Linked DNA regions of Homo sapiens: region 1 is linked to region 2. Evidence: read pairs that join two places in POLR2A ChIA-PET (ENCODE). Cell type or tissue: IMR-90. All regions are shown on one strand. Links, peaks and the distances in the headings refer to the core of each region. The heading gives the core; the rest is flanking DNA. Region 1 overlaps SYS1-DBNDD2 (SYS1-DBNDD2 readthrough (NMD candidate)). Region 2 holds the start of TNNC2 (troponin C2, fast skeletal type).

Evidence for each region. Peaks named below come from ENCODE experiments on the same cell type or tissue, not always from the same donor. Only the 100,000 strongest peaks of a DNase experiment are listed, where the experiment ranks them.
Region 1: POLR2A ChIA-PET joins it to region 2 with 13 read pairs; 3 of 35 experiments call an interaction of 5 or more read pairs at or near these places.

Annotation. Positions count from the first base shown.
Region 1 is chr20:45,392,714-45,406,773 of GRCh38, reverse strand. The region is part of intron 3 of SYS1-DBNDD2 (SYS1-DBNDD2 readthrough (NMD candidate)); the gene reads right to left. LOC107985404 (a long non-coding RNA gene) reads left to right here. Exons shown (of 5, transcript XR_007067608.1): 2 at 342-660; 3 at 954-1,057; 4 at 2,467-7,995; 5 at 12,206-12,286. It also overlaps a transcript of DBNDD2 not described here. Among named protein-coding and RNA genes, the nearest start is that of DBNDD2, 8.5 kb to the left of the region's middle. In IMR-90, for the core only: no CTCF peak of the experiment used is centred there; a DNase peak (open chromatin) is centred at 3,653; H3K4me3 peaks cover 1,184 bases.
Region 2 is chr20:45,817,270-45,832,375 of GRCh38, reverse strand. TNNC2 (troponin C2, fast skeletal type) reads left to right here and starts at 5,064. Exons shown (of 6, transcript NM_003279.3): 1 at 5,064-5,130; 2 at 7,542-7,593; 3 at 7,738-7,881; 4 at 7,970-8,084; 5 at 8,249-8,385; 6 at 8,997-9,162. The coding sequence starts at 5,128. The coding sequence ends at 9,028. RefSeq lists enhancers at 11,169-11,816, 13,113-13,761. In IMR-90, for the core only: a CTCF peak has its summit at 7,944 (motif pointing left); no DNase peak of the experiment used is centred there; H3K27me3 peaks cover 158 bases.

The sequences.
Region 1 (14,060 bases), core at 1-8,000, 420 kb after region 2:
TCCACCGCGGCACCTGCGCCCACCGCCGCCGGAGCCCCTACCTGCAGCGCTGGCGCCCCCTCTGACTCAGTCCGTCCGCTCCAGCGAGGCCGCGGCGGGGGCGTGGGAGCGAGCCGCGCCGGCCGGGGTGGGGCTGCGCCTCCAGGGCTCCCGGGGGACCGACGGGCCCTGGGAGCCGGGAACGAGGAAGAGGCGGGAGGCGGAAGTGGGGGAGGGGCGGTGGCGGGCTCACTCGCTCGCAGCTCGCCCGGCGGTCGGAGGCAGCCCCTGCGAGCGCGGCTACTGGTACTTCCAAGGCGGTCAAAAAGTTACCCGCACCCATCCTTCCTCCCTCCGCCCAGCCGGACTCCTCTGCACCACCCTCGCCACCGACGCCGGTGCGCTAGTCTCCGCTCGCTCGGATGCACTTGCTGCGCCCCCGCCCCGCGCAGACCCGCGGCGGGCGCCCGCGCCGGTTCTGCCCACGCACACTTGATGCTCTGCGCCTTTTGGGCAGCGCCCACGCAACGACTACGCACCCGAACCCTGCCTCCGGCACCCTTGGCCACACTCGCCACACTTACACGCGCGCACTTCTCCAGAGGACGCACGATGGGAAAGAGAGAGTTGGGACCCGCAGGAGGGGGCAGGGCACTGACCCGGTGCCGCCCAGCAGGGCAGGTGCAAGGCGGCGGAGGACCCCTGCCCTGGGACTCGCCCGGCTGCCCCTGATTCCTGGCTCTGGGACTAGACAGAGCCGCCGCCCAACCTACCAAGCACACTGGGCGGGGTGGGCGCCGGGCCGGCCGGGCGGGTCAGAGCTGGAAGGGTGGGCCGCTACGCCGCGCCCCCCGACGCCGGCAAGGAGCCAGCACCTCCACGGTGCTAAGAGGGGCGCTGCGCTGCTGGCCAGGCGGGGGTGGAGGGGCGAGGCGGCAACTGCGAGAGGAGAAACGTTTGCCCTCTTTTCGCAGCGTCTCCTGGCTCAGACCAGTGCTAGAAGTGTCCAGTCTAGCAGCTCCTGGACCAAGACTCCGTGGCCATTCCCTTCCTCCTGCCTTCCATCCACCCCCTTACGGTCAGAGCTCCGAAGGCAGCGTGGTGACGGGTGCGGGGAGGGGAGTGGGGGGATCTCTCTGAGATACTTCTGCCTTGGGGTCACTGGATCATTCATTCGACAAACATCCGCGAGCAAGTCAGGAACTAGGAGTCATCCTTGCCACCTCCCTCTCCCTCGCTGCCTATATTAAAATACACCTCCATTTCCTGTCGATTCTCTTTCCTAAATATCTTTCCAGTCCACCATTCCTTCCGTTTGCCCCACCACCTCCCGCCTGGGCTCCTAATGCAGTAACCTTCTATCTGGTTTTCTTTTCTTTTTTTTTTTTTTTTTGAGACGGAGTCTCGCTCTGTTGCCCAGGCCGGACTGCGGACTGCAATGGCGCAATCTCGGCTCACTGCAAGCTCCGCTTCCTGGGTTCACGCCATTCTCCTGCCTCAGCCTCCCGAGTAGCTGGGACTACAGGCGCCCGCCACCGCACCCGGCTAATTTTTTGTATTTTTAGTAGAGACGGGGTTTCACCTTGTTAGCCAGGATGGTCTCGATCTCCTGACCTCGTGATCCACCCGCCTCGGCCTCCCAAAGTGCTGGGATTACAGGCGTGAGCCACCGCGCCCGGCCCTATCTGGTTTTCTTGTACTCATTCTGGCCCGGCTACACTCCATTCCCTGCATTACAAGTCAGCTGTCATTTCAGAACACAAGTCTGGTGTGCCCCCCTCGACCCCCCCGCCACGCGGCGTTGCCTAAATTCCTCCACTGTTAGAATAAAATCTGGACGCTGATATCTGAGCTAAGTCTTGAAGACATGAGTTCAACAAGCAGAAAAGAGGGAGAAGGGCATGTGCAGAGGGAGGGAAGTGTGAACAAATCATTGACACATTCAGGTTTCCCTGTCAGGGGACCAGCACTCTGTACACTAAAGCACTGCCTCTTAACATTATTGGGATCTCAAAACAACCCTGTGAGATAAATACAGCATGCAATTTTCCCACTAGTTTACAAGCATGGAAACTAGTTTGTGGGAGGCAACAAATGCAATGGTTAAGAGCACAGGCAATACAGTCAGACCCTCTTGGGTTGTAAACCTATTGATTCCTCTAGCCAGCTGGGTAAACACTTCTCTGATCCTTGATCTCTTACCTACTAAAGAGGAATAATTAATCCCTCCCTCTTATAAGATAATTTATATAAAATGGTTAGTTACAGGACTTGGGCACTTTGGAAATGCTCAGTAATCGTTAGCTGTTTTGATGGTAATGGGTTCTGAGAAAGGGAGGGAACTGCTGTCTTCCACAAATTTCTGAAATTATAGGAAGTAAGCCCTAATTGTTAACACTTCCACAGAGCTTATTATGTGCCAGTCACTATTATAAGTGCTTTACAAAAATTAACCCTTTTAATCCTCTTGCTGTTTCCACTTTACAGATACAGAAGTTGAGATACAGAGAGGTGAAGGAACTTGTCCCAGGCCCTACAGCTAGTAAGTGATGGACCTGGAATTTAAGCCCAGGTAGACTGCCTCTAGAGACTGTGCTTACAACCCTTTTATCCTGTGCCTGTTCCCCTTTTATCCTGTTGTAGTTTTCATCTTCTAAGAACTATTTCATTGGGTTGGTTTGATTCTTATTTCTCATTAATGGATAGAGTAGATACTTCATCTAATTTTCTAGCACAGAAAATGAGGGCCAAGTCAGGAGTACAGTGGATAAGAGCTTAGCTCACTCCCAGTCATGTCCCCATTTTCAGAGATGTATCCCTTTTTTTTTTTGACAGAGTCTTGCTCTGTTGCCCAGGCTGGAGTGCAGTGGCACCATCTCAGCTCACTGCAACCTCCACCTCCTGGATTCAAGCAATTCTCCCACCTCAGCCTCCTGAGTAGCTGGAATTACAGGTGCACTCCACTATGCCTGGCTAATTTTTCTATTTTTGGTAGAGGGGGGTTTTTGCCCTGTTGGCCAGGCTGGTCTTGAACTCCTGGCCTCAAGTGATCTGCCCACCTCAGCCTCCCAAAGTGCTGGGATTATAGGCGTGAGCCACTGCGCCTGGCCCAGATGTATCCTTCAGAACACGACTCCATGGATTATTTTGAGCCCAAGATGAAGAAAGATCAGGAACCTCTGTCCCTTCTCTTTGTCAGATATTTGCCATAAAGAAGGAATGGAGAGGGGGAAACATCTAACCTGAAAATATTTCAGGGGGCTAAACTGGAAGGGTGTCACCCAAAAGAAAGACCCAAGCAGCAGGCCAGGAGTAGGTGGCCAAAACGTTGAATAGCACCGTGAAAAGGTAGACGGCTTGAGACTCCGGCTTCCATCTAGGATGCAGAAACCTGGGAAGAGCATCATTATCAAACTAATAACAGTTTTTAAAAATTGTTGGGTAATTTACAAAATCACAACTTTTGTCAAACTTATCAGAGACCTAAGGTTGCAGAGCAACCAATTAACCAGCATTCCAAAGAAGGACAGGAGCCTCCAGGAAGTGACGGGATGCAGGCACTCACTCAGTTGTGTAGCAAGAGAAAGACAAGCTCTCCTTACAAGTAGGTTAGAAGAGTTCAGCTAATGTTTATGTTTTTATTTTTCAGAGACAAGGTCTCACACTGTCCAGAGGCTGAAGCACAGTAGTGCAGTCATGACTCACTAAGCTCAAGGTATCCTCCCACTTCAGTCTCCCAAGTATCTAGGACTACAAATGCACATCACCACACATGGCTAATTTTATTTTATTATTATTATTATTTTTTGTTAGAGATAGGGTCTTGCTATGTTGTCTAAGCTGGTCTCAAACTCCTGGCCTCAAGTGATCCTCCTGCTCCAGCCTCTCAAAGTGCTGGGATTATGGGTGTAAGCCAACATGCCAGGCCAAAATTTTTATGGAATTACTAAAGACCCAATATAGCTAGCATGACTACATAAAATTTGTAGGAGATATAGACACTGAAGTAATCATAGAAACAACAAAACTCAAACCTAATTCAACTCCTGAAAAAACTGACTGAATCCCCCACACTAATGGCCTAAGAGAAGAAGAGATACGACAATTTCCAGGCATAAATAATAATGAACTCAGTCCTTACTATTATAAGCACTGTGTCCAAAATTCAATAAAAAATTACAACACAGGCTGGGTGCAGTGGCTCACGCCTCTAATCTCAACACTTTGGGAGGCCAAGGTGGATGGATCACCTGATGTCAGGAGTTCAAGACCAGCCTGGCCAACACAGTGAAATCCCATCTTTACTGAAAATACAAAAATTAGCTGGGCATGGTGGTGGGTGCCTGCAATCCCAGCTATTTGGGAGGCTCAGGCAGGAGAATCGCTTGAACCTGGGAAGCAGAGGTTGCAGTGAGCCAAGATCGCACCATTGCACTCCAGTCTGGTTGGCAAAAGTGAAACTCTATCTCAAAAACAAACAAACAAAAATTACAACGCACACACACACACACAACTTTTAAAATACCAAAAAAACCTACTGTCAAGAGACAAAGCAGTCCAGGTGTGGTGGCTTATACCTATAATCCAGCACTTTGGAATGCCAAGGCAGATGGAATGCTTGAGGCCAGGAGTCTGAAGACCAGTCTGGGCAATATCGTAAGGCCCTGTTTCTATATTAAAGAGAGAAAGAGAGAAAGAGAAAGAGAGAGAGAGAGAAAGCAAGACCAGGTGCAAGATGCAGATGCTGTAATTATCTGACACAGAACTTAAGACAACTATAAGTAATACGTGAATATGAAAGGCTCTTGTGGAAAATGTAGACAATATGAAAGAACAAAAGGGGAATTTTTGCAGAAATATGAAGACTACAAAAAAAGAGACATAGAGAAATGCTAGAAATAAGAAAAAACACATACATATAACAGATTTGAAGAATGCTGTTGACAGGCTTATCAGTATACTAGTCCTTTCTCACGCTACTACAAAGACACACCTGAGACTGGGTAATTTATAAATGAGAGATGTTTAATTAACTCACAGTTCCACAGGGCTGGGGAGGCCTTAGGAAACTTACAATCATGGCAGAAGGGGAAGCAAACACGTCCTTCTTCGCATGGCAGCAGCAAGAAGTGCCCAGCGAAGGGGGAAGCCCCTTATAAAACCATCAGATCTCATGAGAAGTAACTCACTATCACAAGAAAAGGATGGGGGAAACCACCCCCATGATTCAACTGTCTTCACCTGGTCCTTTCCATGACATGTGGGGATTATGGGAACCACAATTCAAGATGAGATTTGGGTGGGGACACAGTCAAACCATATAATTTTGCCCCAGCCCCTCCCAAATCTCATGTCCTCACAATTCAAAACACAATTATGTGCTTCCAACAGTCCTCCAAAGTCTTAACTCATTCCAGTATTAACCCAAAAGTCCAAGTCCAAAGACTCTTCTGAGACAAGGCAAGTCCCTTCCACCTAAGAGCCTGTAAAATCAAAAGCAAGTTAATTACTTCCTAGATATAATGGGGTTATAGGCATTGGGTAAATACCCTCATTCTAAATAGGAGAAATTGAAGGGGTAAATTGGCCCAAACAAAGGGGCTACAGGCCCCATGCAAGTCTGAAATCCAATAGGACAGTCATTAAACCTGAAAGCTCCAAAATAATATCCTTTGATTCCAGGTCTCATATCCAGGTCACACTGATGCAAGAGGTGGGCTCCCACAGCCCTGGGCAGCTCCACCCCTGTGGCTTTGCAGGGTAGAGACCCCCTCCCTGCTGCTTTCATGGCTGCCATTGAGTGTCTGCAACTTTTCCAGACACTCAGTGCAAGTTGTTGGTGGATCTACCATTCGGGGGTCTGGAGGACAGTGGCCCTCTTCTCACAGCTCCATAAGCAATGCCCCAGTGGGGACTCTGTGTGTAGGATCTGACCCCACATTTCCCTTCCGCACTGCCCTAGCAGAGGTTCTCCATGAGGGCTCCGCCCCTGCAGCAGACTTCTGCCTGGACATCCACGCATTTCCATACAACCTCTGAAATCTAGGCGGAGGTTCCCAAACCTCAATTCTTGCATTCTGCACACCTGCTGGCCCAATACCTCATGGAAGCTGCCAAGGCTTGGGGCTTGCACCCTCTGAAGCAATAGCCCGAGCTGTCCTTGGCCCCTTTTTGCCATGGCTTGAGTGGCTGGGATGCAGGGCACCAAGTCCTGAGGCAGCATACAGCAAGGGAGCACTGGACCTGGCCCAGGAAATCATTTTTCCCTCCTAGGCCTCTGGGCCTATGATGGGAGGGGCTGCTGTGTAGGTCTCTGATATGCCCTGGAGACATTTTCCCCATTGTCTTGGTGATTAATATTTGTCTCCTTGTTACTTATGCAAATTTCTGTAAGGGGCTTGAATTTCTCCCAGAAAAAAATGGGTTTTTCTTTTCTATCACATCATCAGGCTGCAAATTTTCCAAAAGTTTATTCTCTGCTTCCTCTTGAATGCTATGCCACTTAGAAATTTCTCCTGCCAGATACCCTAAATCATCTCTCTCAAGTTCAAAGTTCTACAGATCTCTAGGGCAGGGGTAAAATGCCACCAGTCTCTTTGCATTGCAAAAGTGAAGTTTACTCCAGTTCCCAGCTAGTTCCTCATTTCCATCTGAGACCACCTCATCCTAGATTTCATTGTTCATATCACTATTAGCATTTTGGTCAAAGCCATTCAACAGTCTCTAGGAAGTTCCAAACCTTCTCACATTTTCCTGTCTTCTGAGCCCTCTAAGACTTTAGGAAGTTCCACATTTTCCCACATTTTCCTTCTTCTTCTGAGCCCTCCAAACTGTTCTAACCTCTATCTGCTACCCAGTTCCAAAGCTGCTTCCACATTATCAGGTATCTTTATAGCTGCACCTCATTCTACCAATACCAGTTTACTGTATTAGTCTGTTCTCACACTGCTATAAGCACATACCTGAGACTGGGTAGTTTACAAAGAAAAGAGGTTTAATTGACTCACTGTTCCAAAGGGCTGAGGAGGCCTCAGGAAACTTACAATCATGGTGGAAGGGGAAGCAAACACGTCCTTCTTCATGTGGCAGCAGCAAGGAGAAGTGCCTGGGGAAGGAGGAAGCCCCTTATAAAACCATCAGATCTTGTGAGAACTAACTCACTATCATGAGAACAGGATGGGGGAACCACCCTCATGATTCAATTATCTCCACCTGGTCTCTCCCATGACACGTGGGGATTATGGGAACCACAATTCAAGATGAGATTTGGGTGGTGACACAACCAAACTATATCAATCAGTAAACTCGACATAGCTGAGGAAATAACCAGTGAACTTGAAGATAGGTCAATAGAGAATACTCAAATTGAAACAGAAAAAGAAAAGAGTGAAACAAACAAACAAAAACCAGAACAAATATCCAAGCGCTAACATATAAGTGATTCATATCCCAGAAGGAGAAGAAACAGAGAAAAAAAAATATATATATGTAGATACAATATTTATTTGTAGATATAATAGCTAATAATTTTCCAAAAATAATGAAAGATATCAAACCACAGAGCCAAGAAACTCACAGAATCCAGAAAAGATTAAATGCCAATATACAAACACAACAAAGAAGCACATGCAAACACAACCTAATATATCATATTCAAATTGCTGAAAACCAAAGATAAAGAGAAAATATTGAAGGCATCTAGAGGAAAAAGGCACACTCCCTACAGAGGAACAAAGAATTACAGAAGACTTCTCATCAGAAATTATATAACCAGAAGATAATAGAGTCATATCTTTAAAATGCTGAAAGACAAAAAACTGCCAATCCAGAATTCTATACCTAGCAAATACATCTTTCAAACATGAAGGAAATACACTTTTTCAGATCAAAAAAAAAAAAAGAGAGAGAGAAAATTCATTACCAGTGGACGTTCTGTAAGCAGAAGAAATATGATACCTGAGAGAAACTTGGATCTACATAAAGAAATGATGATCTCTGGAAACAGATAGAATAAAGGTAAATATAAGAGACATTGTTTCTCATTTTTACTCACTTTAAAAGGTAACTGCTTTACTAAAGCAATGCATTGTGGCCTCATAGCATATATAAAAGTGAAATGTATGACAATAACAACAGTAAAAATGAGGAGATGGAGGAATGGGAAATATGCTGTTAAAGGGTCCTTATGATATATAAGAAGTGGTATAACATTATTTGAAGATAGACTGATTAAAGATATAGTAAATTCAATAGCAACCACTAAAAAAATTTTTTTAGAGAGGTGTAAGTAACAAGCCAATAATAGAAAATGGAATCATAAAAATGCTGGAATAGGTAACTATGTGAGATGATGGATATGTTCGTTTGCTTCACTATAGTAATCACTTTACTATATCTATGTATTCCATAACATCATGTTGTATACCTTAAACATATACAATAAAATTTATTTTTTAAAATGACTGTTGAACATGAAAACAAGTACATATAATAATTTTTTCTAATGTTGGGAGGCTTCCTCCCTAGGCCACTTGTGTCCAACGTGTCTTGCTGAGTATGTCAAGATCACAAGGCCCAGACCTCTCTTTCACCTGGGTCCTTGTTCAGGATTGTTAGTACAGCTAGAGTTTTGAGAGGTGAGATCATTTCTCAGACCAAGGCAGGCTTGCTTACTGCTTGCTATAAAAATGTCCTGGGACCAGGCGTGGTGGCTCATGCTTGTAATCCCAGCACTTTGAGAGGCTGAGGCAGGAGGATCACTTGAGTCCAGGAATTCGAGAGCAGCCTAAGCAACACAGTGAGACCCTGTCTCAAATAAATTAATTAATTAATAAAATAAAATAAAATAAAAAGTGCTGGGCCTAGGTCCCTCAGCTACAATGCAAACCCACTGTGTGAATACCATGCATCTGGGCTCACTGCATCATCTGTTGAATGTAGGACCAGGGGAACCAATACAACTATGCTGATGTTCACACTGTTTGTTGTGCTATGAATAATAAACTATTTCAATCAGATGCAATACATCTTGTCTACTTGCAGCACCCATGAGATTGGGAGTTTTCCTTTTCGAAACATAATCCAAATCAAGGAAGAAAAAAGAAAAAAAGCACAGATGAAAGATTAGAAAACAAATAACAAGGTGATAGATTTTAATCCAGTGTATCAGTAAAAAGACAATCAATTAAAAGACAAATTAGCAGATTGGGAGCAAAGTAAGAGGCAATAATATGTTGTCCACAAGACCCACTTTAAATATAAAGAAATATATGGGTTAAAAGTAAAAGGATGTGTAGAGGAATTGGATCCCTAAAAAAAAAATGAATGGAGTAAGACACACCATACAAACATGAAACCAAGCAAGTTGGAGTGACAGTATTAATATCAGACAAAGTAGATTTAAGAAGGACTATTACCAGGGAGGAAAAGTGGTATTATTTAATAATAAAAGGTTCAATTCACCAAGAAGACTTAACAGTCATAAGAGTGTATATACTAACAACAGAGCTTCAAAAATATATGAAGTAAAAACCAGTAGACCTGAAATAAGAAACAGAAAAAATCTATATTGCACCTAGATAATTCAACCCTTCTCTCTCAATAATCAATAAAATAAGTACACCAAAAAAGCAAGGATATAGAAAACCTTAACACTATCATTAATTTCTCCTAATTATATTCATGACACTTTACCCACCAACAGCAGAATAAACATTCTTTTCAACTGCACATACAACATTCAATGAGAGATTCATCATATTCTGGGCAACAAAAACAATCCTCAACAAATTTAGAAGAATTTAAATTATGTTGTATGACCATAACAGAATTAAATAGAAATAATAACAGAAAGATAACTGAAAAACAATCCCAATACTTCAAAATAAAACATGAGTCAAAGATGAAGTCCAAGGGATATTAGAAAATACATGGCTGGGTACACTGGCTCAGGCCTGTAATCCTAGCACTTTGGGAGGCTGAGGCAGGTGGATCGCTTGACCTTGAATTTGAGACCAGCCTGGGCAACATGACAAAACCTCGTCTCTACAAAAAATATAAAAATTAGCTGGGCATGGTGGCTCATGCCTGTATTCCCAGCTATTTGGAGGCCTGAGGTAGGAGGATAACTTGATCCTGGGAAGTGGAGGTTGCAGTGAGCTGAGATGCCACCACCGCACTCCAGCCTGGGCAACTGAGCAAGACCCTGTCTCAAAAAAAAAAAAAAAAAAAAAAAAAGTGTTGAACCAGGCACAGGAGCTTATGCCTGTAGTCTCAGCATTTTGGGAGACTAGCTGGGAGGATCGCTTGAGCCCACAAGTTTGAGACCAGCCTGGGCAACATTGGCAGAAACTTCATCTCTACAAAATATACAAAAATTAGCCAGGCATGGTGGTGCATGCCTGTAGTCCCAGCTACTCATGAGGCTGAGGCAAGAAAATCGCTTGAGCCTGGGAGGTCAAGGCTGCAGTGAACCGAGATCACACCACGGCACTGTAGCCCAGGTAACAGAGTGAAACCCCATCTCAAAAAAATAATAAAATAGGCCGGGTGTGGTGGCTCACGCCTGTAATCTCAGCACTTTGGGAGGCCGAGGCGGGCGGATCACTTGAGGTCAGGAGTTCAAGACCAGCCTGGCCAACATGGTGAAACCCCGTCTCTACTAAAAATACAAAAATTAGCTGGGCGTGGTGGTGGGTGCCTCTAATCCCAGCTACTTGGGAGGCTGAGGCACAAGAATCACTTGAATCCAGGAGGCGGAGGTTGCAGTGAGCCTAGATCATGCCACTGCATTCCAGCCTGGGTGATAGAGCGAGACTCAGTCGAAGAAGAAGAAGAAGAAAGAAGAAGAGGAGGAGGAAGACGAAGAAAAAAGAAGAGAGAAGAAGAAAAAAGAAAGAAGAAGAAACAGCCAGGTGCAGTGGCTCATGCCTGTAATTCCAACACTTTGGGAGGCTGAGATGGGTGGATCACTTGAGGTCAGAAGTTCGAGACCAGCCTGGCCAACATGGTGAAACCCCGTCTCTACTAAAAATACCAAAATCAGCCAGACATGGTAGCATGCATCTGTAATCCCAGCTACTTGGGAGGCTGATGCAGGAGAATCACTTGAACTTGGGAGGCGGAGTTTGCAGTGAGCCGAGATCACGCCATTGTACTCCAGCCTGGGCAACGGAGCGAGACTCTAAAACAAAAAAAAGGAAAAAGAAAAAAAGAAAAACATATTGGATGGAATAAAATGGAAATTTTTGTGGCCACAGTCAGCCACAAAACACCTCCCAATGTTCCTTACCACCTATCATGTACATCCGGGCAGTCCTCTCCTACACTGTACCAAGGTTATGTCACGGGATCCTTTGGGTGTCACTTGGTCAGTGCAAAACCTCTGTGGCTGGTGGTGCCTCTGCTGGAGTTTTGCTTGTGCCCACTCGTTCTGCCCACTCACCTGGCAGGCTGTGCTTGGCTAGTGCAGCCCGGATCCCATGCCTACCAAGGGTAAGCCAGGCATGGAGTGGTGGGGGGGTGTGTGAGCAAGCGTGAGGTCCAGTCACCACACAGAGCCAGGCACACAAGCTGCCGCAGCCACGTGAGCAGCTCCAGGCACTGGCACAGGCACCAGCTCCATGCAAGGCTCTGGCTGGACCAGACCTACCCCAAGCGACCTCTGCTATAGGCACCAGCGTCTGGACCAGGGGAACGCAGTGGCACCTGAAAGCTCTGAGACACCAGGAACTGCAGAGCCCCAAAGAGGGTGTTACAGCATGTCACAGCCCTGCCTCAGGGAGCCCCGAGATCTGGGCCCCCAGAAGGGCTGCAGCTCTTCTCTCTTTCTCATCACCGGCAGCCGCTCAGCGAGGTGGGGGTGCTGTATTTCAGGGGGTGGAGTTTCAGCCCATTTGTGTTACTGCTCTTTCAGTCCTGCCACCCTGCTCCGGCCTGTGGCTCCTGGGCTGGCCTGGCCCCGCCACTGCTTCCTGTTGCATGGGGTGGCAGCCTGGCGCTGGCAGAGGGCAGGAGAACTAGTGTGTTACCGCTCTGGCTCGGAGAATCCCGAGGTCTGGGCCTCCAGAAGGGTCTCCACTCTTCACTCCAGCAGTTCAGGAACGTGTCACCACCTGCACCTCAGCGAGCTAGCCAGGAACGTGTTACAGCCCCTTTAGCTCCCACCTGCACCTCAGCGAGCCGGCCAGGAAAGTGTTACAGCTCCTTTTACTCCCGCATTTGGCAGGTCCTGAGTTCTTGACCAGCATCCGTGAAGAATGAGGTTACACAGACAACTGGAAGGTGAGCAAGGCAGAGAACAGCTTTATCGGCTGACCAAACAGCTCTCAGAGGAGAGGAGACCCAAAGTGGGTAGCTCCTATCTGCAGGCAGGTAGTCCCAACGAGTCCATGAATCTGGCCGGGTCAGGAAAAAGCACCATCTGATTGGCCAAAAGGCATCAAGGAAGTTCTCACTTTAGGTAGTGGACTCCACACAGAACTGGAGGCCTGGCTGTCAGGCTTCAGGTCATCCCTGGCTTGAAGGTGGGGTTTCACCAAGGACCCACCCCTTCCCACCTAGGAACCTGTCTGCCTCCTGCCACCATTAGTTTACCTATGTGACCCGCAGGATATGCCAGAAATGATGGTATGTCACTTCTAAAATTCAAATTAAAAAAAAAAAGACTACAGCTTCTGTCTTTAGTGTGTACTCTATTTTTGGGGTCACTCACTCTGGGAGAAGCAAGCTGCCATTTTGTCAACAGCCACTATAGAGAGGCCCGCATGGCAAGGAAAGGAAGCTTCCGGCCAAGAGCCCATGAAGGCTGAGGCCTGCCAGCAACCACATGATTGAGTATGGAAATTGATAAAATTGCCCTAGTAAAATCTTGGGATAATTACAGCCCTGGCCAGCAGTTTGACTGAAACCTCATGGGAAACTTAGGCAGAACCACTCAGTTAAACCACTCCTGGATTCCTGATACTCAAGCACTTTGAGATAGTAAATACTTCTTGTTTTAAGATGCTAAATTCTGGGATAGTTTATTATGCAGCAATAGGTAACATATTAAAATTCTGTTCATTGGAACATATAAAGAAAAAAATTTTTAAAGGGGAAAAGAAAGATTTTGGTACTGGGTAAAGTACTGCTGTAACAGTACTCTAATATGCAGGAGTGGCATTAGAATTGGACTTTGAGAAGAGTATAGTAAAAACCTAAAGCACCTTGAAGAAGCTGTTAAAGAAGCCTCGGCCCTTAGATAAGGTGCAGTGAGGGTATGCAGGAAAGTGAAGTAAATACTGTTTTTCTGTTTTTTTGTTTTTTGGGGTTTTTTTTGTTGTTTTTTTGTTTTGTTTTTGACAGAGTGTTGCTCTTGTTGATCTCAGCTCACTGCAACTTCTGCCTCCCAGGTTCAGGTGATTCTCCTGCCTCAGCCTCCCAAGTAGCTGGGATTACAGGTGCATGCCATCACACCCGGCTTTTTTTTAGTAGAGGTGGGGTTTCACCATGTTGTTTAGACTGGTCCAGAACTCCTGACCTCAGGTGATCCACCTGCCTCGGCCTCCCAAAGTGCTGGGATTACAGGCATGAGCCACCATACCCAGACAAGTGAAGTAAATATTATTGGAAACTATACTGTGACACAAAAATTAGCAACCCTGTTGCCTTCAATAAAGTGGAAAACAGAAAATGTGCCTAATGAATTTGATGATCTAAGTAAAGCAATTTCCAAGCAAAATGTTAAAGGCGCCACCTGCTTTCTTCTTGCTGCCTATAGTGAAAGGGAGGAGCAAAGGGATAAACTAAAGCAAGAGCTCTCCAGTGAGAGTGACACTGCCTCCCAAGGGATATTTGGCAATGTCTGGAGGCATTTTTAGATGTCAAAGCTGGGGAGGTTGCTACTGCCATCTAGTTGGCAGAGGCCAAGGATGCTGTTAAACATCCTACAATGTATAAGGCAGCCCCCCTCAAACCACCCCAATCCCCCCACCAAACACACACACATCAAATAATTATCCTAGCTGAAATATCAATAGGGCTCGAGTTGAAAAACGCTGAACTTTTTAAAAGGAAAGAATGTTAAACATGAAAGAGCTAAG
Region 2 (15,106 bases), core at 5,815-13,814:
AGGGGCTGGGATTTTAAGCCTAAGTTTGTGCAATTTTATTTATTTATTTATTTATTTTTAGAGAGGGAGACAGAGTCTTGCTCTGTCGCCCAGGCTGGAGTACAGTGATGCAATCTTGGCTCACTGTAACCTCTGCCTCCCAGGTTCAAGCAATTCTCCTGCCTCAGCCTCCTGAGTGGCTGGGACTACAGGCATGTGCCACCATGCGGCTAATTTTTGTATTTTTAGTAGAGGTGGGGTTTCACCATATTGGCCAGGCTGATCTGGAACACCTGGCCTCAAGTGATCCACCTGCCTCTACCTCCCAAAGTGCTGGGATTACAGGCGTGAGCCACTGTGCCTGGCCAGTTTGCACAATTTCAAACCTCGAATTACTCTTCATTTGGCTTATGGGCAAGATATTGGGACAAAAAAGGCATACTTCATTCATTAATTCAACACTCACTCATTCACCAACCATTGGTTAAAAAATAACTTGTCCTTCGGTATATGCCTTACATGTCTGGGCACAAAGCTGGTCTTCATGAAACCATGGGTTGTTAGAGCAGGAGGGCCCCTCAGAAATCTGGCCTATCACCTCCATTTTACAGATAGGTAGTCTGAGGCTTAGTGAGGGGAAGGGCTTATGCTGGGTCATATAAACAGTCAGAACTAGGAGATCTGAAGGTTGCGCATTCTCCACTATTATTATTTCTTCTTCTTTTTGCTTCCTTCTTCCTCCTCCTGCTTCTTCTTCCTTTTTTATTTATTTTTATTTATTTTATTTTTTTTGAGACAGAGTCTTACTCCATCACCCAGGCTGGAGTCCAATGGCACACTCTTGGCTCACTACAACCTCCATCTCCTGGGTTCAAGCGATTTTCCTGCCTCAAGTAATCCCAAGTAGCTGGAATTACAAGTAATCCCAAGTAGCTGGAATTACAGGCATGTGCCACCACACCCGGCTAATTTTTGTATTTTTAGTAGAGATGGGGTTTCACCATGTTGGCCAGGCTGGTCTCGAACTGCTGACCTCAAATGATCCACCTGCCTCAGCCTCCCAAAGTGCTGGGATTAGAGACATGAGCCACCGTGCCCGGCCTCTTCTTTCAGAGACAGAGTCTCACTCTGTTGTGAGGCTGGAGTGCAGGGGTGCGATCATAGCTCACTGCAGCCTCAAACTCCTGGGCTCAAGTGATTCTCCCACCTCAGCCTCCCAAGTATCTGGGACTACAGATATGTGCCCACCATGCCTGGCTAGTATTTTATTTTTTGTAAAGGTGGGGTTGCATGTTGCCCAGGCTGATCTTGAACTCTTGGCCTGAAGAGATCCTCCTACCTCTGCCTCCCAATGTGCTGGGATTACAAGTATGAGCTACCACCCACCATTCTTTGTTTTATTTTAATTTTTTAATTGGAGACAGCGTCTCGCCATGTTGCCCAGGCTGGTATTGAACTCCTGGGCTCAAGAGATCCACCTGCCTCAGCTTCCCAATGTGCTAGGATTAAAAGTGTGAGCCACTGCCCCCATTCTTAAATTCTGTATGGATATCTCCCTACAGCCTCCCTGAGAAATGGTCATCTAGCTCCTGTTTGGGTATACTCAGTGATACGGAGCTCATTACCTCCTGAGGCCACCTGTTCCCATTATTGTTCAACTATGACTATTAGGAAGTTCCCCCTTATATTGAACTAAATACCATCCAGTTCAGTTATTCTTATGTAGAATATAATATCTGTTGAACACCTGCTACATAGCAAGTGCTGAGCACTGGGAAATGTGATGATCTGTAGAACATAGAATGGGTTGTGAGCATAAGGTATGCTCAGTGCTATGATTGAGGAAACTACTAGAGACCACCTTGGACTCCCTGGTCTGGACACAGTGGGGGAAGGATCCCCGAGGAAGTGATGTTAGAGCTTAGAAAGATGATAGGGAAGTAGACAGATGAAGAGAGGAAAGATGGGAGTTTCTGGCAGAAAAAAACAGCATGTGCAAAGGCTTGAAGGTTCATAGAAGGTGGTGTTTAGAGTAGTCTTTTTTTTTTTTTTTTTTTTTTTGAGATGCAGTCTCCTTTTGTCGCCCAGGCTGGAGAGCAGTGGCATGATCTTGGCTCAGTGCAACCTTCGCCTGCCAGGTTCAAGTGATTCTTCTGCCTCAGCTTCCCAAGTAGCTGGGACTACAGGCGCCCACCACCACACCCAGCAGCAATTTTTTGTATTTTTAGTAGAGACAGGGTTTCACCATGCTGGCCAGGATGGTCTCGAACTCCTGACCTCGTGATCTGCCAGCCTGCACCTCCCAAAATGCTGGGATTACAGGCATGAGCCACCGTGCCCAGCCTAGAGCAGTATTTTAAAGTCTGATCAGAGCAGACAGCAACATGATGTGGAGGGAAGGAGTGAGATTAGAAGGGCCAATGGGACCTTGCTTGGCTACATTAAGCAATTTGGGCCTTACCTAATCCCTTGAATAAACAAAAGAACAAAGGCTGGGCTCAGGGGCTCATGCCTGTAATCCTAGCACTTTAGGAGGCTGAGGCAGGCGGATCACTTGAGGTCAGGAGTTTGAGACCAGCCTGGCCAACATGATGAAACTTTTTTTTTTTTTGAGACGGGGTCTTGCTCTGTTGCCCAGGCTGGAGTGCAGTGGTGTGATCTCGGCTCACTGCAAGCTCTGCCTCCCAGGTTCACACCATTCTCCTGCCTCAGCCTCAGCCTCCCAAGTAGCTGGGACTACAGGCGCCCACCACCATGCCCGGCTAATTTTTTTGTATTTTTAGTAGAGATGGGGTTTCACTGTGTTAGCCAGGATGGTCTCGATCTCCTGACCTCGTGATCCGCCCATCTCAGCCTCCCAAAGTGGTGGGATTACAGGCCTGAGCCACCGTGCCCGGTCGATGAAACCTTGTCTCTACAAAAAGTAAAAAATTTGCCGGGTGTGGTAGCTCACACCTGTAATCCCAGTGCTTTGGGAGGCTGAGGTGGGCGGATCACCTGAGGTTGGGAGTTTGAGACCAGCTTGACCAACATGGAGAAACCCTGTCTCTACTAAAAATACAAAATTAGCCGGGCATGGTGGCTCATGCCTGTAATTCCGGCTACTCGGGAGGCTGAGGCAGGAGAATTGCTTGAACCCAAGAGGCGGAGGTTGTGGTGAGCCGAGATTGCACCATTGTACTCCAGCCTGGGCAACAAGAGCAAAACTCTGTCTCAAAAAAAAAAAAAAAAAAAAACCAAAAACAAAAATTAGCTGGGCGTAGTGGTATGTGCCTGTAATCCTAGCTACTCAGAAGGCTGAGGCATGAGAATCACTTGAACCTAGGAGGCGGAGGGTGCAGTGAGCCGAGATTGTGCCACTGCATTCCAGCCTGGGTGACAGAGTGAGAGTCTGTCTCAAAAACAAAACCCCAAAAAACCAAAAAACAATAAAAACTAAATTGGAATCCCATGGGTCTCCCTCACCCTTTGGCACCCTGCCTGCCTGGGGGAGGCCTTATTTAGCTTGGCCCAGCCCTGCTGAGCTTTCCTTGGGAATGTCTATATATAGGGGAAGGGGGCAGCCCAGTTGCCACTGTCCATCTGCATTCCTTGGTGTCCAGCCCCCCTTTCCTGGCCCCAGAGCCTGCTATCGGTTGTCTTGGTGCTCTTTCTGTCCACGTAGCCACTGTCTACAAGCCTTGCCTACTCCCCAGTGCCCAGCCTGCACCTTGTGGATTCTCAGGTTGGGCTCCCTCTGGACTTGGTCTGCCCACCCCTTTACTCCCCAGATGACCAGATTTCTTCACTGAGCTCTAGGAAGGGGCCAGCTGTCCTTTTACCACTTAAAGAACCTTCCCCTGCCTACTCCTTACTTCAAAAAAAGTGAATCCAAACACCCTTTCCCTGGAGAAGGTAACTTTCAGAGAAGGATCTTTGCTTTCAATGATTATTTCTCCTCCAAATGCACATCCTCCTCTCCTCCATCCCTCCATACATTTTTCCATCTGGACAGGTGCCCCAAGGACTGTCTGTCCCAACTTCCCTCCAGTCAGGATTAATAATAAGAATCATCAACATGGGTGGGCATGGTGCCTCATGACTGTAATTCTAGCACTTTGGGAAACCAAGGTGGAAGGATCCCCTGAGCCTAGGAGTTCGAGACCAGCCTGGGCAACATGGTGAAACCCCATCTCTATAAAAATACAAAAAAAAAAAAAGCCAGGGGTGGTGGTGCACCTCTAGTCCCAGCTACTCGGGAGGCTGAAGTGGGAGGATCACTTGAGCCCAGGAGATAGAGGCTGCAGTGAGCTATAATAGCACCACTGCACATCAGCCTTGGTGACAGAGTGAGTATAGACCTTTATAATTTACAAAGCTCTGCAGTCAAGTGGGGATAATCGTTGCTACCTCATAGGAGGAGCACTAGATGAGATCATGTTAAAATGCTTAGCACAGTGTGTGGCACGTCATGGGGTTCAGTAAACAGTGGCCTACCTGTCACTTTCTCCTCCTATCCCCTGCCCCTTACCATGGTTCAAAGACGGGACATTCCTCTTGCCAAGCACCAACGCTGTGTACCCAGCACAAGCTAGGTGACTTATACCCGGGTTCCCATTTACCATGGTCTCTCTGTGAGGGAGACCCCACAGACAGGTCCAATCCCACAGATGAAGAAATGGCTCAGAGAGGCACTGCTACCGGCCCAAGGTCACACAACTCGCAGAGGCTGGCCTTGGATCTTGGGTTTTGGACTTCAAGGCTTGTACTCTCCCCATTTTACCATGCTGCCTCACCCTTTACTACTCTGATCATCCTTACCATCTTGGAGCCAGTGTGCTTCCTCGGTCGGGGGGACTCCAAGGCAGTGGAACAGGGCAGGCCTTCCTCACAAGAATCTAGGACGTCAAGGCCTGCCACCTGCTTGGAGGCTTAAATTTCTCTGCAAGGGCCCTTGGCTAAATTAGGTAATGGGTTCAGACTGTGGGAGGGGTGGGACTCGCTGACCCCAGGATCTGATTGGGCAGGGTCTCCAGTGCTGGGGAGCAGGGAGGTGGGAGGGGAGGGTGCCCCTACAAATCCCGGGGGCTAGAGCAGGCCAGGTCATCTTTGGGTGGTGGAGTGCAAAGGAGGCGACCTGCAACAGAGGAGTCCCGGTCACCAGCAACCATGGTAAGGACAAGAGGGGACTTTGTGCCTTTACTCACGGGAGCACTCTGGACCCCTTTCAGGCCAGGCCTGGGTGCTCTGTGGGGCAGTAACTTGGATGTTTGAGGTTGGAGCATGGAGGTTCCTGGAACCCAGGTGTCTTGGAGGAAGGCCTTTGACTTTTCTTGAAAGGGGAGGGCTGGGATATTCCAGAGATTGATCCTTAAGGCTTGCTGACTGCCTACTCACTTCTGGAAACTTCCAGCAGTGTCATTCATAGACCTGTGAAGAGCTCTTAGCTTGTTTCCTTCACACAGTGGGGACTCTGAGGGGTCAGAGTGAGTCACCCAGCAGGCCAGTGGCAGGGGTGAGCCAGAAGCCTGGCCAAACCCTCCTATCATCATGGAGAGAAGAAAGCCTCCTCCAGAAGACGGGAGGCCGGCAGGGCGTGGGGCCTGCTCAGATGCAGGGCTCTGGGAGCCCTGAGGATGATGGGAAGGGGCAGAAGATGACAGACCAGAGTTAGAGAGACTCCGCTCTCCTAGAGAGGGCTTCTGATTTGGAGCTGTTGTTTTGGTCTGAGATCCCCCTCCCCACTTCACTTCAAGGAGTAACTAGATCCCAGAGGCCAGCTGCTGTTGCCCATGCCTGACTAAAAATAGCCTGCCCTCCTGGCATAGGGAAAGAGGAGGAGAGGAAGGAGGGGGAGAAGGAGGAGCACTGGTGGCCAGCTGGCTGAAGAGCTCCTTGGAAGCCTCACCCTGTCCTCACTGCCAGCCTCAATCCAAAGCCTCTGACCCAGATGGCCTGGCTTGGATATGACGTGGAAACCCCTGCAGAAATCTCACTTTCATGTCAAGGCCTCCATCACATTCGGCCCCCCATGAGGGGCCTTTTCTCCAATGACTGAATCCTAAGAAGGAAGCTGACAGCCTCCGACTCTGCCAGTTCTCTGAGGGGCGGGATGATGTGTCTTTTATCTCTTCTTTGTGGTTCCAGTGCCTGATCTGTGGCCTGACATGCAGCAAGTACTCAATAACTTTGTGTTGCATTATTATTTATTTGAGAACAAACATTTTATTGAGCAACTATTAAAGTACCGGGCACCATTAGGAGCTGCAGAAAACTGGAAAATAGTGCTGGAATGGTGCTAGCCCTTTACAAAGCCCTTTCACACCCCTGATATCTCATCCCTGAAAAGCTACAGAGAAAAGATGAAGGCACGCTAATTGACGTGCCTAAGGTCACTGGGGGGTGGGGGGGGTTCCCGACTTGGCCTTCAATTGACAAGTGAGAAGGCCTTGGGCTTAACTTGTTGTCTCCTCTCTTTTGCTCAAAACTGGGGTCACAGGCTGCGCGCGGTGGCTCACGCCTGTAATCCCATCACTTTGGGAAGCTGAGGCAGGCAGATCGCCTAAGGTAGGGGGTTCGAGACCAGCCTGACCAACATGGAGAAACCTCATCTCTACTAAAAATACAAAATTAGCCGGGCGTTGTGGTGCATGCCTGTAATCCCAGCTACTCGGGAGGCTGAGGGAGAAGAATCGCTTGAACCCCGGAGGTGGGGGTTGCGGTTGTGGCGAGCTGAGATCGTGCCATTACACTGCAGCCTAGGCAACAAGAGCAAAACTCCGTCTCAAAACAAAACAAAACAAACAAACAAAAAAAACTGGGGTCAGGCCGGGCATGGTGGCTCACGCCTGTAATCCCAGCACTTTGGGAAGCCGAGGTGGGCGGATCACCTGATGTGAGGAGTTCAAGACCAGCCTGGCCAACATGGTAAAACCTCGTCTCTACTAAAAATACAAAAATTAGCTGGGCGTGTTGGCGCATGCCTGTAATCCCAGCTACTCGAGAGGCTGAGGGAGGAGAATCGCTTGAACCCAGGAGGTGGAGGTTGCAGTGAGCCGAGATCACGCCATTGCACTCCAGCCTGGGCGACAGGGCGAGACTGTCACAAAAACAAAAAGCAAAAACAAAAACTGGGGTCAGAAGCTGGGCACAGTGGCTCAAGCCTGTAATCCTAGCACTTTGGGAGGCCGAGGTGGCAGGATCACTTGAACCCAGGAGTTCAAAACCAGCCTGGGTAATATAGTGGGACCCCATCTCTACAAAAAATTTTAAAAATTAGGCGTGGTGTATGCTATAGTCCCAGCTACTCAGGAGGCTGAAGTGGGACGATTGCTTGAGCCCAGGAGGTTGAGGCTGCAGTGAGCTATGATCACACTACTGCACTCCAGCATGTGTGACAGAACGAGACAAAACAAAACTGTGATTGGGTGCTGTGCGGGCACACAATTATGTGACAAGTTTGAAGTTGTTCTTCTGGAGAACCAAGGGCGCTGACAGAGTGGGGGTTGGGAAGAATGGCTTTGAGGTGAGGAACTGCTCTGGGGCTGCCTCTTCAGCTCAGACTTTCTCTGTGTCTCCTGCAGACGGACCAGCAGGCTGAGGCCAGGTCCTACCTCAGCGAAGAGATGATCGCTGGTGAGTGAGGCGCGGCAGGCTGGGGGCTGGGTGGATGTATGCTGGGGACATGTTGGCCTCTAGGCAGGGTGGGGGTTGGGGGGGGGTAGGTGTGAGGCTGACAGTCCAGCAGGCCTCACCTCTGCCCTCTGCCCTCCCTCGCAGAGTTCAAGGCTGCCTTTGACATGTTTGATGCTGATGGTGGTGGGGACATCAGCGTCAAGGAGTTGGGCACGGTGATGAGGATGCTGGGCCAGACACCCACCAAGGAGGAGCTGGACGCCATCATCGAGGAGGTGGATGAGGACGGTGAGCGGGTGTCCCTCGGAGGCAGGGGATGGTGGGGAGAGGCGGCAGCGGCTGGGCTCAGGCTCAGTCTGCCACCTGCTGCCCGCAGGCAGCGGCACCATCGACTTCGAGGAGTTCTTGGTCATGATGGTGCGCCAGATGAAAGAGGACGCGAAAGGGAAGAGCGAGGAGGAGCTGGCCGAGTGCTTCCGCATCTTCGACAGGTGCGCTGGGGGCCCGGGAGCCGAGGGAGGGGCTTAGCAGTCAGAACCCGGCCGGCAGCGCTGGAAGCTTCCCCGTGTTGGGAGTGCGGAAGCGGGGCGTCGAGTGTGGTGGCCAGGGCAGCTCGCCCCGGCCCTGAGCCCTGCCCTGTCCCTCGGACCTGAAGGAATGCAGACGGCTACATCGACCCGGAGGAGCTGGCTGAGATTTTCAGGGCCTCCGGGGAGCACGTGACGGACGAGGAGATCGAATCTCTGATGAAAGACGGCGACAAGAACAACGACGGCCGCATTGACTTCGACGGTGAGGGCCAACGGGAGCTTGGGAAGAGCGGGTGGGAGCCCCAGAGGACGGCGGGCACTGGTGCCTGGCTCCGGTGCAGTGTCCTTGGCCTTGTGGGCTGGGCTGGGCGTAACTTCACCAAGTTCCCCATAGTCTCCTGGGGGCAGGTATAGAAGCGCTCCACGACTCTGTGCAGTTTATCAATTAATGACCAGGCAGGGGGGCGTGGTGGCTCAGGACTGTAAAATCCTAGAACTTTGGGAGGATGAGGTGGGAGGATTGCTTGAGGCCAAGAGTTCGAGACCAGCCTGGGCAACATAGTGAGACCCTGTCTTTACAAAAAATAAAATAAAATAAAAAGGCAGGTGTGGTGGCACACCTGTGGTCCCAGTTGCTCCGGGGGCTGAGGTAAGAGGATCGCTTGAGCCTAGGAGATCAAGGCTGCAATGAGTTATGATTGTGCCACTGCACTCTAGCCTGGGTGACAGACCTTGGCGACCTTGGCAACAGAGTGAGACTCTGTCTCAACAAAAACAAAAACAAAAAGTCATCCCCTCTGTGTGGCTGGAGCCCTGGCCTGGCCTCTGCGTCCCCAGTGGGACCCCTGACCCTCTCCCTCTCCTTTCCCTCAGAGTTCCTGAAGATGATGGAGGGCGTGCAGTAAGGAGTGGACAGTCGCCTCTACCAAGATCGCGTGTCCCTAGGGTGTGGGAGACTCCGCCCTGCCGGGTCCCCACCAGGGAGGCGCGACCCCTTGTGGGTCTTTGTCTGGAAGGAATAAAAGCAAATGTTCCAAAACTCGTGGCCTGAATGAGGGGAGAGCCGAGGACAGCAGGTCGCAAGGGCTGTGGTCCAGGGCGCCATCCCGGCTGGCACCACCCGGAGCACCCTTGGGGATCCCCGGGAGAGGCTGTCTGAGCGGCGGGATGTGGAAGGGAGCTGGGCCCTGGAGCCCGAGGCGGCGGCTGCGAGTGCTCGATGGCGCTGACTCGCTCTGCAGGTTTGCAGCCGGCTCCTGACAGCTGGCGCTGGGCGTGCACAGCTTGGCGGACAGGCAGTGGTGGCTCCAGGAGGCTGCAGGGGCTTGGAGTTGAGTCAGGGTGAGCCGGCGGACTGCGGAGGGGTCCTGAGACGGCAGGTAGGGTGAGGGGGTGGGAGAGGCTAGAACCCTGGGGAGCCGGGAAGCTCCCTCACTTCCCCACCATCCTTTTCTGGAACGTTTGCGTCTTAGATGTTGTCGTAGCTGCCACCTTCTGCAGGCTCCCTAGCTGGGGAGAGGGGAAGTAGGTGCCCATCCATGCCAGGCAGCATTGTTTCTGCTCGACCTTTTACTTCTTCTGTTCTTCCAAGTGCTTACTCCTCAAATTGTACTGGTGGTTGTAGGGGAGGGTGGAGGCACCCACTAAGGAGATTCTGATCTCATCATTTGACCCCAGATCCCTGCCTCCACCTGGTCTCTGCCAGTGCGCTCTACAGAGGGCCATCAGCAGCAGCGAGCTAAAATATCTGACTTGGCCACTGCCCTGTTGAAAGTAGTTCAAGGCTCCTCACTGCTTCTACAATGAGATCCAAATTCCTTCCCTCCCTCCCTCCCTCCCTCTCTTTCTTCCCATAGTCCTCACAGGGCTGCAGCCACACTGGGCAATGTATTCCTGATATGGACCTGGGGTGCATTTTCAAGCCCTTGGTACTTTGCACATGCTGTTTGCCCTCCCTGGAATGCCCTTGTCCTTCTTATAAGCTGGCAGATTCTTCAACCTACAAGACCCAGCTCAACTACCATCTCCTCCCTTGAACCTTGCCCTCACTGGCTATTTGCTGCCATAGCAATTCGTATACAACAGGTATCAGATGGCAGCTAATTAAGTGTAGGGGTAGTTTAGCTTTAGAGACAGAATGCCTGTGTGTGAGTGCTCACTGCCTGTGACAAGCTAAACCACTCTGTGCCACAGTTTCCTCATCTGTAAAATGGGGATAGTGATAGTAAACACGGGGTTGTGAGAAGAAGTTAGTGTGTGCAAAGTGCTTACAGCAGTGCCTGGCACATAGCAAGCATTTTTTTTTTTAACAGAGTTTCGCTCTTGTCATCCAGGCTGGAGTGCAGTGGCGCGATCTCAGCTCACTGCAACCTCCGCCTCCTGGGTTCGAGCAATTCTTCTGCCTCAGCCTCCTGAGTAGCTGGGATTACCGGTGTCCACCACCATGCCTGGCTAATTTTTGTATTTTTAGTAGAGACCAGGTTTCGCCATGTTGGCCAGGCTGGTCTTGAACTCCTGATCTCAGGTGATCCGCCTGCCTCAGCCTCCCAAAGTGCTGGGATTACAGGCATGAGCCACCACATCTGGCCTTCTGTTTTGTTTTTTAAATGAGACAGGGTCTCGCTCTGTTGCCCAGGCTGGAGTGCAGTAGGTGATCACAGCTCACTGTAGCCTTGACCTCCCGGGCTCAAGCAATCCTCCTGTCTCAGCCTCCCGAGTAGCTGGGACTATAAATGGGTGACCCCTCCCCACTAGTTTTTGTTATTTTTAGCAGAGATGGGGTCTCACTATGTTGCCCAGGCTGGTCTCAAACTCTTGAGCTCAAAGAATCCTCTCACCTTGGCCTCCCAAAGTGTTGGGATTATAGGCATGAGCCATCGTGCCCAGCCTCTATTGTCACCTTACTCATTGCTTTAGTTCTTCCTCTCCATCTGTCTTTTTCTCTTCCTCTTTTGTCCTATTCATGTTTTTCTGTTTTTATTTCCAGCCAGGATCAGTGCTGGGGTTTGGTAATCATTACTATTTACTGAGTGCCTACTGTATACTATGTCTTACAGACATTGTCTCATTCACTCACATAACATCCCTAGAGGCAGATGTTGTTATCTCCATTTTACAGTTGGAAAACTAAGGCCTAGGGAGGTGAAGTACACAGGCACCCAGATAATAACCTAGGTAGTATCGCCATGTGCTATGTGGTGTGCACGGGAACAAGGCTCTTAATTCTGATGCCATCTACCTGTTATTGGTTCTACCTGGATGTCTTTTTTTTTTTTTTTTTGAAATATATACATATTTTAAAATAGAGATGGAGGCTGGGTGCTGTGGCTCATGCCTGTAATCCCAGCACTTTGGAAGCCGAGGCAGGCGGATCACTTGAGGCCAGGAGTTTGAGACCAGCCTGGCCAACATGGAAAAACCTCCTCTGTACTAAGAATGTAAAAATTAGCCAGACACATGCCTGTAATCTTAGCTACTTGGGAGGCTGAGGCAGGAGAATCGCTGGAACCCAAGAGGTGGAAGTTGCAGTGAGCCAAGATTGCGCCACTGCACTCCAGCTTGGGTGACAGAGTGAGACTCTGTCTTAAAAAATAACATAAGCCAGGCGTGGTGGCTCATGCCTGTAAACTTAGCACTTTGGGAGGCCAAAGCGGGTGGATCACCTGAGGTCGGGAGTTTGAGACCAGCCTGACCAACATGGAGAAACCCCGTCTCTACCAAAAATACAAAATTAGCCAGGTGTGGTGGCACATGTCTGTAATTCCAGCTACTTGGGAGGCTGAGGCAGGAGAATCGCTTGAATGCGGGAGCCAGAGGTTGCAGTGAGCAGAGATCGTAGCATTGCACTCTAGCCTGGGCAACAAGAGTGAAACTCCGTCTCAAAAAATAAATTTAAAAAAAAAAAATCTGATCACGTCACTGCCCTGCTCAAGGCTTCATTAGCTGGCTGTTGCCTCAAGATAAAGTCCAAGTTTTTTTTTTTTTTTTTTTTAAGGACTGAATCTCCCTATCACACAGGCTGAAGTGCAGTGGCACAATTATAGCTCACTGCAGCCTCGAACTCCTAGGTGCAAGTGATCCTCCCTTCTCAGCCCCTAGTTATTTTATTTTTTGTAGAGATGGAGTCTCACTTTGTTACCAAGGCTAGCCCAAGTACCTTAATATGGCCTTCCAGCCTATCATGACCTGACATCTATGCGACTTCCCCATCCTGTATTATTTTTTTTTTTTGAGACAGAGTTTTGTGCTTGTCAGCCAGGCTGGAGAGCAGTGGCGTGATCTCGGCTCACTGCAACCCCCGCCTCCCGAGTTCAAGCGATTCTCCTACCTCAGCCTCCTGAGTAGTTGAGACTACAGGTGCCTGCCACCATGCCCGGCTAATTTTTATATTTTTAGTAGAGATGGGGTTTCATCATGTTGGTCAGGGTGGTCTTGAATTCCTGAGCTCAGGTGATCTGCCCGCCTTAGCCTTGCAAAGTGCTGGGATTATAAGCGTGAGCCACCACGCCTAGCTCTGTATTCCTCTCCTTACATACTCCTGAACTTCTTGCTATCCAAGGAATGTGCATCTCCCTCAGGGCTCAATTTCCTTCTCCAAAAACCTTTCCCTGACCCTCCTATTCTATTGGGTGCTCCACCTGTGAACTTACATAGCAATATGTGAGTTCAGCACCAACATTTATTCAGTGCTTACTATGTGCCAGGCATTGTTCTAAGGTCCTTCCACTGTCTTATGAGGTAGGTACCAGTATTTTCATTTTACGGAGAGGTTAAATGTAACTGCCTACATGTTTACGGGCAACATGGAGGTGGAGCCAGGATCCTGAAACAGTTCTGCTTACCTGGTCTGAGCTTTTCTTTTTCTTTTTTTTTTTTTTTGAGATGGAGTCTTGCTCTTGTTGCCTAGACTGGAGTGCAATGGACGATCTCGGCTCACTGCAATCTCCGCCTCCCAGGTTCAAGCGATTCTTCTGCCGTAGCCTCCCGAGTAGCTGGGATTACAGGCACTCGCCACCATGCCTGGCCAATTTTTTGTATTTTTAGTAGAAACGGGGTTTCACTATGTTGGTCAGGCTGGTCTCAAACTCCTGACCTCAGGTGATCCACCCGCTTTGGCTTCCCAAAGTGCTGGGATTACAGGCATGAGCCACCGTGCCCAGACTGGTCTGAGCTTAATAACTGGGCTGTATGGCACTTATTCCGCAGTCCCCGCTGTTGATGGGCCTGTCTGTCCCCCAAATTCCAGCCTCTTTAAGGGCAGAGCTGTATTTTCCCTGTTTTGTCCCCAGCCCCAAGCAGAGGGCCTTTGTCTTGTAGGAATTCAATAAAATGGGAATCATAATAACCAGAAATTCAAATACTTCCTGACCAGGCTTCTTTCTGTTGCAAGTGCCAGAAATCTAAATCAAACGGACTTAAACCAAAAAGGGATTTGTTAGTTTATCGAACTGGGATGGCAAAGCATGAACTGGAGGCCAGAGTCTCAGTTAATGTCATCTCTCCGACTCCCAGCTGTTTGTCTCTACTTGGCTTTCTTCCGTCTGCAGCGGGCTCCCCCAGCAGCTGAGACTGACTCCCTTCTCTTTTAGCAACCCCATTAGTAAAATAACTTTACTCTCTCCCAGTGATTAATTCCAGACAACACCAGTTGAATCTGAACTACAGTTTAGACCTGTGACTGGCCCAAGGCAGGCCATGTGGCCATCTAAGGTACCAAACACCGTGACCAAGGACCACATGGCAGATGAAAACACATCCACCACAGTTAGTATTCGAAACATTTCTTTTAGAGATAAGGTCTTACTCTGCTGCCTAGGCTGGAGTGATAAGCTTACTATAACCTTGAATTTCTGGCCCCAAGTGATCCTCCCACCTTGGCCTCCCAAGATGTTGAGATTGCTGATGTGAACCACCAGGCCCGGCCAAGATTTATTTATTTTTCTTTTAAAATTTATTATTTGAGATGGGGGTCTCACTGTGTTGCCCAGACTGGTCTTGAATTCTTAAGTTCAAGCAATCAATCCTCCTGCCTCCGCCTCCCAGAGTGCTAGGATTACAGGGAGTGAGCCACCACACCCGGCCCTGGCCAGCATATATTGACTAATTTAGTGCCAGGTTCTGAGCTCTGGTTTTCTCCAGTATCCGCTAACCTAGTGATTTTCAACCGTGGGAGACCTTCAGAACCTGGAGGGCAGTTTGGGGTCAAGAATTTGCCTAACAAGTTCCGGGTGATGCTGCTGCTGCTGGAAGGACCACATTCTAAGAACATTGCTCTAAATTTTGTTCTTAAGCAGACCGCAGCAATGACATCACTTGGAAACTATTTAGAAACCAAAATAAATAAACAGACTGGATCTTAGGCTCCACTTCACACCTACAGAAAAGAATTTAACAAGATCCCAAGTGTATTTGTATGAATGTTAGATTAAGAAAAAACCCAAGAGGAGAGACCTAAGAGCACAATTATAGACATGAAGGGACCCAACTTCCAATCCCAAACCCCTCCCGCTTCAGGCTTGCACAACCAACCAGCTGCTAACAGACCTGAAGGAGTTGGGTGCAAGGTTGGAGCACATCTGGATGCTGCTTATCTACCTTGGAGATCTTCCTGAAGGGCTTTGTGGGGGCCCTATCACTTCAACCTACTCTTCCACCTGCCGACCCTTGTGGGGACCCAGCTGGTCAGCAGGGGTGTTTCCTCCTAGGGGCTCAAAGACTGGAGCCTTCATCAGGCCAGGGGAAAGAGGCAGCCCAAGGGGCTGGGGGCTCCCTGGGGGATATGCAGCAGGAGGCGACTGTGCCCCCTTGGAGGTGGAGCTCCACCGGGGACCTGGGCTAGAGCCTGGAGACCAGAGCTCAGACCTGAGTCCTGCCAGGGAAGGGGCTTTTTTCCTGGCTGTCTCCCCAGGCCCTGGACCTGCTTAGGGTGACCTAAGCATTCTTCTTCAGGACAGAACATGGGTGGCTGTGTGTTGGGATCCCCC